Regions from separate parts of the Homo sapiens genome. Here region 2 is linked to region 1. Evidence: chromatin loops called from intact Hi-C (ENCODE). Cell type or tissue: PC-3. All regions are shown on one strand. Links, peaks and the distances in the headings refer to the core of each region. The heading gives the core; the rest is flanking DNA. Region 1 overlaps PTPN14 (protein tyrosine phosphatase non-receptor type 14). Region 2 overlaps CENPF (centromere protein F).

Region 1 (4,398 bases), core at 298-4,297:
TTTTAATTTTTTATAGAGACTAGGTGATACTGTGTTGATCAGGCTGGTCTTGAACTCCTGGGCTCAAGAGATCCTCATGCCTTGGCTTCCTGAAGTGCTGGGATTACAGGCATGAGCCACCACATCCAACACCAAATTCCTAATGATTGACTGGATTAAAATAACCATGCCAGGCAAGGAACTAAATACACCTATATTTTCTAGACCCATTCTACGATTTCTTTTTCCTTTTGTCCTATTCTTTATTATTGGATACAAATGATAACATGCTTATCTTTTGGAGATGAAAGGGTCTTTCTCTGGTGAGAACTCTTTTCTTTCAAATGCAGATTTTATGGGAAAATCCAACTGGCCTGCTCTGTGTTTTCTGTTAAATAAGCCCATCTCTATGAGTTAGGTGGTAAAGGTAATTTGTTTCATTTTAGTGCTATAACTTAAGAAGACAAGGAGAATTTAGAGTTAAGGGAGAACCACTGAGATAATTAAAAGGTGAAGAAATAATACCTAAAAAGAAAAAGTAAGAAAGGTAGGATTATTTATATCGGAGTATATGAGGGAGTGAGTGTCATAATGAGAGTTAAATATATAAAGGTGCAGTGTAGAGAAGATGGCACCCAGTTGCCCTTTTAAAATGAAAGACTTCAAGAGGAAATAGATTAAATTAGCAGTAGAGTCTGTAAATAGCATAACAGAGTATAAAAATAGCAGTAGAGTAAGTATATTTTACAAAGAAGAAACTTCAAGACAGTGAAAGTTGTTAACTGGAGGCGGGTGGGGAAGGGTCGCAGGCAAGATTACTAGGCGAGGCTTGTGCGCCCGCTCCCGCCCTGGCCACCAGTGCCCACCCGGTCGGCCTGGCACAGCCATGATCAAGGCGATCCTAATCTTCAACAACCACGGGAAGCCGCGGCTCTCCAAGTTCTACCGCCCCTACAGTGAAGATACACAACAGCAAATCATCAGGGAGACTTTCCATTTGGTATCTAAGAGAGATGAAAATGTTTGTAATTTCCTAGAAGGGGGATTATTAATTGGAGGATCTGACAACAAACTGATTTATAGACATTACACAACGTTATATTTTGTCTTCTGTGTAGATTCTTCAGAAAGTGAACTTGGCATTTTAGATGTCATTCAAGTATTTGTGGAAACATTAGACAAATGTTTTGAAAATGTCTGTGAACTGGATTTGATTTTCCATGTAGACAAGGTTCACAGTATTCTTGCAGAAATAGTATGGGGGGAATGGTATTGGAGACAAACATGAATGAGATTGTTACACAAATTGATGCACAAAGTAAGCTGGAAAAATCTGAGGGTGGCTTAGTGGGAGCTCCAGCCTGTGCTGTATCAGCTGTAAAGAATATGAATCTTCCTGAGATCCCAAGAAATATTAACATTGGTGACATCAGTATAAAAGTGCCAAACCTGTCCTCTTTTAAATAAAAATGTAAAAAGGCCACTCCCAGGTAAAATCCAGGGGGAAGAGTCATCTAAGTTTACCATGCAGTTGTTTACCAAAAATAGAGGAGGAGAGTCTTAACTTTTGCTCTTGGATTTAAGTCAAGGTACTATATAGAAGTTGTGTAAAATCAGTATGAAAGTTCAACGTTGCTTTTCTTGCTCAGTGATTTTAAAGAAATTGAGTAGTTTCTATGTGATTTTTTTTTTTTCTTTTCTAAACTGCATTCGGGTGCCCATCTACGGCATGCCTCTATGTATTGGCTACTACAGTGTTTTAAAAAGTGTTTCAGATATTTCTTTAATTATGTGCAACCTAAAATGTTGGTGTTTTGTATGGATCACAAGTGCAGCATTCCTTAATTCCTTCTGCTATTTGTCACACAATTGTTATTTAAAGAACCAAGTATGTATTGCATGAAAACATTATGACTTTTTTCTCTTAGTTTAAATAAACTCCAAGGTAACTGGACTTCTAAAGCACCTTTCTGTTTGCCTGATATCTACTTTAGCAATAATTTTTTTTACAACCCTCTGACTCAACAAAGTAAATAAAAGTATATTTTATCACTAAAAAAAAAAAAAGTTGTTACTGGAATGAGCTATCAAGGGATGGTCACCTTGAATAATTTTTATTTGATAGTGTTTAGCATCACCTACAGGTTCTAATTTAGCTAATAAATGACTAAGCACCATTACTTTTTTTGTGTGTCCAAATCAGTTCATTTTGTCTTGAGTGTCTTGAGAGTATCCATGCACAGGTAATAGCAAGAAGTCTTCATTCTTGCCTTTTTTTTTTTTTTTGGAGACAGACTCTCGCTCTGTCACCCAGGCTGGAGTGCAGTGGCGTGATCTGGGCTCGCTGCAAGCTCTGCCTCCTGGGTTCACGCCATTCTCCTGCCTCAGCCTCCCAAGTAGCTGGGACTACAGGTGCCCGCCACCATGCCCAGCTAATTTTTTTTGTATTTTTAGTAGAGATGGGGTTTCACTGTGTTAGCCAGGATGATCTTGATCTCCTGACCTCATGATCCACCTGCCTCGGCCTCCCAAAGTGTTGGAATTACAGGCGTGAGCCACCGCGCCTAGCTCATTCTTGCCTATTTTAATGTCTGTATTGGAATCCTTGTTTACCAATCTTACTTCAGAGCAGCAGTACTCTTGAGAAAACTGATGACTTCATAAGGCTCCAGTGTCTGTGTAAATGAGACAGTTTTCAAAAATCATATGTAATAGATAACTAGAATATTTTAATTTCTATTCTTTTTTTTTTTTTTTTTTTTGAGCGGGAGTTTCGCGCTTGTTTCCCAGGCTGGAGTGCAATGGTGCCATCTTGGCTCACAGCAACCTTGGCCTCCCAGGTTCGAGCAATTCTCCTGCCTCAGCCTCCCAAGTAGCTGGGACTACAGGCGCATGCCACCACGCCCAGCTAAATTTTTTTTGTATTTTTAGTAGAGATGGGGTTTCACCATGTTGGCCATGGTGGTCTCGAACTCCTGACCTCAGATGATCTGCCCACCTTGGCCTCCCAAAGTGCTGGGGATTATAGGCGTGAGCCACTGCGCCCGGCAGTTTTTATTCTTGTGCTGCATTTGTTTGACCCTGCAGTTGCTTCTGTTTCAAATGTTGCATTTATGTGAAATAAAGTGAGATTGGATATAATCTTTACACAAAAAAATCTTACTTGAAGTTCTTATTTTCTCTTTGAGCCATTATGTACCCTTGTCATCTCCTTTTCTCCTTTTTTACTTGACACGTTTTGTAGATTATCCTGAGCCCTAGAACAGTGTGTGGATGGTTGCAAATTTTCATCTGCTGCTTGTTTCTTTCTCGCCCTTGCCTCTGTGTGGGCTCTTCTCTTCCCAGCCGCCCAGCATATCTGCTGCTCTATTCATATCCTTACCTATCACTTCATACGACTTGGTAGGCAGAGAGGGTGCCTTTTCTTGTTCTTTGGGGAATATTGAGATCAATATTATGTGCTGTGGGAATAATGGTTTTTGAGAAAATGATATATAAATATAAGGGAGTACAGTCATTTGATGTTTGGGCCAAGTAATGTTTCTGTAGTTAACACTTGGTGGGGGGCAACAGTATTACATTTTTCAAAAGCTATCCTTAGATCTGCTTCCGAGGTTGAGGTGCTGTGACATGGCACTGTAGCTATTGAGAGATAGGATTGTTGATATTTTTGATGGTTGATCATACCCAGGGCCATGCCTAAGATTCACAGTTCACCTATTTGTTACAGACTGGATTTTGGGAGGCTTTCTGCTTCTTAGACTTCCTGTCACATGAAGACATTGAGACTTTGAGGTATCCCTTTTGGGATCAATATTCTCCTTTACTAAAGCTTTTCTGCCATCTTGAGGAATCATGCTTAAGGTAACCCAGTAAGAGAAAAAAGCTATAGCAAGAACTTGGTTCTTTTGACTCCAAGCGTGGGTCTTTTCTTTTTATGGAAGTGGTTAAGAAAACATATTGTTTCAGTCATCTTATAAGTGAAGAAATGGAAATCATAGTCATTTGTGATAGCCTCTGCATTTAACAGTTATTTGGGAAGCAATTTAGGAGTATGCAATAAGAGACTTCTAAAAATATGTAGTTTTTGACTCAATAACAGTCTTGAAGAATCTATTCCAATGAAAGAATCAGAAGTATAGGGAACTCTTTTTGAAAAATAGCAAAAAATTAGAACCAACCTAAGTTGTCAACAATAGCAAATGGTTAAATAAATGGTGATCCATACACTGGAATATTATGCAACAGTTTAAAATTGTTTTTGAAAAAATTTTAATAGCATGAGAAAATAATACATAGTAATCATAAATAATGAAAGATATCAAATAAGATGGTACAATCTCAGTTACACAATAAATTAAACATAATTAAAATGATGAAATAAAATATGCAAACATTTTAATATTGGTCCTCTGTGGG
Region 2 (4,398 bases), core at 235-4,234, 150 kb before region 1:
CCCTACTTTATCCAGTTCAGCCTGCAGGACGTTGTGCATATTCTTGGCTTGCTGTAACTCCTGGGTGAGTCTGGCCTTCATCTGGATGCACTCCTGGTCCAGTGTTTGGAAAGAACGCTGTTGACGGGAGAGCTCCTGAAAAACAAAGGGCAGGTGCATCAGCCTGATGATGGTTCGCTAGGGAGACTCCAGGGTGAGGCATGAGCATCCTAACAGGCGACTGCACAGAGAGCACAGGAGACAGCAGGGAGCTGAGCCAACTGTCCACTTAACGATGAACATAGTCAGCCTTGGTGCTCCATGCTGCCCTCAGGCATCAAATCCAGGTCTCTGAGGGAAAGGGGAAGGACTCTTATCAGTTGACCACATGGAAAGTAGCCTGTTTCCACCTCATCTTCAGTCTTAAATTAATTACCTCTACTTTGAAGGATCAGGGGCAAGAGAGAAGAACTGAGCTACAACAGTCAAAGCTCAACTAAGAAACCAAACATACTCAAAAACGGTGTTTAAAACACAAAAAACTGTATACCACTTTAAATGGGCTTAAATGTAGAAGGACAGGAAATATATGCTACCCATTAACTTTAATAACCACAGAAAGATATCAGCTAACATTTCCAGGCATTCTTATTTAAAATCTATAGACTCTTAATCCGTATGGTACTTTTTCAGGCTAAATCACCTGAAAGAACCAAATTGGCAGATACTTATGGAAGGGCACCTTCCACCCTCACTCTTCTGCCAACCACTTTCCCCACCACATCAACTACCCTCCTAATTTATTTACCAACCCACAGGTTTAAAAACAACTGGAGTTGGCCAGGCATGGTGGCTCATGCCTGTAATCCCAGCACTTTGGGAGGCCAAGGTGGGTGAATCACCTGAGGTCAGGAGTTCGAGACCAGCCTAGCCAACATGGCAAAACCCCATCTCTACTAAAAATACAAAAATTAGCCAGGTGTGGTGGTGCATGCCTGTAATCCCAGCTCCTCGGGAGGCTGAGGCAGGAGAATTGCTGGAACCTGGGAGGTGGAGGTTGCAGGGAGCCAAGATTGTGCCATTGCACTCCAGCCTGGGTAACACTGCGAGACTCTGTCTCAAAAAAAAAAATACTGGAGTTATAAAGGAAATAGAGTGAAAGAAAAAAAAATTTTAAAAGCCTACTGGAAAATGTAATACAATTTCCTCCACAGCAGAGAAAATGTCCAAAAGAAGAAAAGTGATCCTTTCCTACTGAATATCAAATCTCAAACAAATCAGAAAACATGGATGAATTCTGAATACTAATTCCCTTCTCTAATCAAAAACTGAAAGATTTAAAAAAAGCGCAAAAGTGAAGATGTGAAAGAAAATAAGATGACCTTTAGCTCACAAAGCATTTCTCCTCTAAGAGAATTTCCCAAATTGTGATAACAACTCCCCTTTCCAAGTGATCAAACTATGAAAAGCCCATAAAAAGCCTTTCAGACAAACACCTCATGAATCCATTTACCTTACCTCTTGAAACTCCTTTTCTTTTTCCTTAATTTTCTGTTCCAGAGAACATCTGGCACTTTCTGCATTTTGTCGCTGACAACTCAAATCTTCCGTCAATTTTTTCAGTTTTTGTTCCAATGCAGTATACTAATAATGAATAAAAATGTTCAAGACAAAATAAATATTACTCACATAAATGAACAAATATTTTGTGTTTTAGAAAAACTGCTATAATTGTTTTAGCACACAATTTATGTTTAGGAACTATTAGCAAGGATGTAAAGCATTAGCCCACTTAAATAAATACTTCCTAATTTGTGCCATGAAAAAAAAGATCGGCATGTCTAACGATTCATCTAACATTTTGTTGCATGGAAATGAGAGGTTAAAATGCAATGGTGTTAGCCTATGTAATTTAAAAGCTGTAAAATCATCAGAGGGTGCCCATTACCCTCATATGATAGTCTGTTTCAAGCATAATGGATTTTGTGGGAAATTTTAAATATTAAAATGCTTCTTTCCACAATGTTCCAAATGCTGAGGCAACATGGTGAAACGCCGTCTCTACTAAAATACAAAAATTAGCCGGGTGTGGTGGCGCTTGCCTGTAAATCCCAGTTACTGGGGAGACTGAGGCAGGAGAATTGCTTAAATCCAGGAGGCAGGGGTTGCAGTGAGCCAAGATCGTGCCACTGCACTCCAGCCTGGGCAATTAGAGCGAGATTCTGTCTCAAAACAAAACAAAACAAAACAAAAAGTCACTGCTCAAATGATGGTTCAAAGTTTAACAAATCTCAGGAAAAAAAAAAAACCTTGCACCACAGAGTAAATGAAATGAACCCGTGGCGCCCTCTACTGGCACTCCTTCAAACTGCAATACAGTCCACTAAAAGGGTCCTGGAATCAAGAATCCTTTTCTACTAAACACAGAAGGTTACAAGAGTCTTTAGAAGGTACTTACATTTTATTTAAAAAATTTTAAACAACATTCTATTATCAGTGATACCTAATTCATATAAGAGTATATGACCACTAGGTGTCATGAATGCTCCATAATACTCTAAAACAGTGCCCAGAGCTCAAGTCCTTGAAAATATGTAGCACAACATGACCCTGGGCACTCACTCCGGACCTTTTTATCTGTGAACTGTGGGTGCTGAACTCCAGGTCTGCTGCCAGCTCAACACTCTGTTTCTCCATGAATTCAAGCCTTGTATCTCACAACTTGTAAATACTTGGAAAAGACACTCTACAAACAGCATATGTTCACTTAAGAACACGGTATTGATTTTTGTTACAGTAATTCCATTTCATTTAATAGATAAGTCTAATGTTAGATCTGGAACCAGCATAAACATAGCATAATTTTATTTCAGTTACACATTTGACAAGGACATACTATCCTTAGGGACAAGACAGAAAAGAGTAGACTGAATTTTCAGTTAAATGGATTTCTAGCTCAAAGGAAAAAAAGAACCCAAAAAGCACAGAACAAACAAGTATTAAGAACCTGGAGGGGCCGGGTGCAGTGGCTCACGCCTGTAATCCCAGCACTTTGGGAGGCCAAGTTGGGCGGATCACCTGAGGTCAGGAGTTTGAGACCAGCCTGGCCAACATGGTGAAACCCTGTCTCTACTAAAAATACAAAAAAATTAGCTGGGCATGGTGGCATGCGCCTGTAATCCCAGCTACCCAGGAGGCTGAGACAGGAGAATCACTTGAACCCAGGAGGCGGAGGTTGCAGTGAGCCAAGATTGCACCATTGCACTCAAGCCTGGGCAGCAAGAGTGAAACTCCATCTCAAAAAAAAAAAAAAAAAAAAAGAGCCTGAGGGGGTTGGGTGCGATGTCTCACACCTGTAATCCCAGCACTTTGGGAGACTGAGGGGGGCAAACTGCTCGAGCCTAGGAGTTCAATACCAACTTGGGCAACATGGTGAACCTCGTCTCTGCTAAAAATACAAAAATTAGCCAGGTGTGGTGGTGGGCGCCTATAGCCTCAGCTACTAGGGAGGCTGAGGTGGAAGGAGCCCAGAAGTGGAGGTTGCAGTGAGCCAGGATCACTTCACTGCACTCCAGCCTGGATGACAGAGTGAGACCCTGTCTCAAAACAAAAACAAGAACCTGGAGGGAAGACTCTAATAGAAAACCAGAGCTGTATTCTCAGCAGTATCCTAGTCAAAAATATTAATTCACGATTTTATGTGAAGAAACTTCATTATATGTGTCAGACAGAACAAGGATTTGGTGAACTTGTCACTCCAAAACCAAATAAGTAAAGTGTAAAAGGAGAAATGTAATTCTTACATACAGGAAGGCCTAGCTTGGCAGAAATGCAACTGAAAATTAGCTTAATTAACTAGGAACTTGAAAATAAGCCATGATAATAACAGCTAATATTATTATAAGTTCACCATGTGCCAGGAACTATGCTAAAGCCTTTACAAAAATTATCTCAATCTTTACAACAACCCTATGACACAGGCATTATTAACACAATTTTACTGATTAGACAACTGGGGCTCAGAAGTTCATTAAATAACTCAAAAAGCAATAAAACTGAGATGTGGCAGAGCCAGGTTCAAATCCAAGTCCTTCTAACTTAAAAGACCAAATTACTATTACGTAGTGAGACTGCATGAGGATATTAAATGCATGGATCAAAGGAGGTCATAGTTCCACTGAAGCACCATTGTTCCTTTATATATCTAATCAATCTTTTTCCAGAATTTCTCTGTATAAGGCACTGCACTAGGAGAATATATAAAAATGAACCTGATTTTTACTTCCAGGAAGATGGAATAATCACACTTTTCCCTATTCCTCCTAACTAGAACAAATAAAAACCCTGGACATTATAGTAAAACAAACAAGTTTGAAAGGTGGAGAGAAGAAGGCAGACTGACTAAGGAGCTGAGGACCT

Evidence for each region. Hi-C counts contacts between places; a loop is a spot of excess contacts. Peaks named below come from ENCODE experiments on the same cell type or tissue, not always from the same donor. Only the 100,000 strongest peaks of a DNase experiment are listed, where the experiment ranks them.
Region 2: it touches region 1 in a loop (4-fold over the local background); 1 of 110 quality-filtered maps calls a loop at or near these places.

What each region holds. Positions count from the first base shown.
Region 1 is chr1:214,479,855-214,484,252 of GRCh38, reverse strand. The region is part of intron 1 of PTPN14 (protein tyrosine phosphatase non-receptor type 14); the gene reads left to right. It also overlaps the pseudogene AP3S1P2. Among named protein-coding and RNA genes, the nearest start is that of PTPN14, 70 kb to the left of the region's middle. RefSeq lists an enhancer at 1-672. In PC-3, for the core only: a CTCF peak has its summit at 2,137; no DNase peak of the experiment used is centred there; H3K4me3 peaks cover 1,162 bases; H3K27ac peaks cover 1,479 bases.
Region 2 is chr1:214,626,271-214,630,668 of GRCh38, reverse strand. CENPF (centromere protein F) reads right to left here. Exons shown (of 20, transcript NM_016343.4): 8 at 1,498-1,623; 9 at 7-135. Among named protein-coding and RNA genes, the nearest start is that of CENPF, 25 kb to the right of the region's middle. In PC-3, for the core only: CTCF peaks have their summits at 2,124 and 2,339 (motif pointing left); no DNase peak of the experiment used is centred there.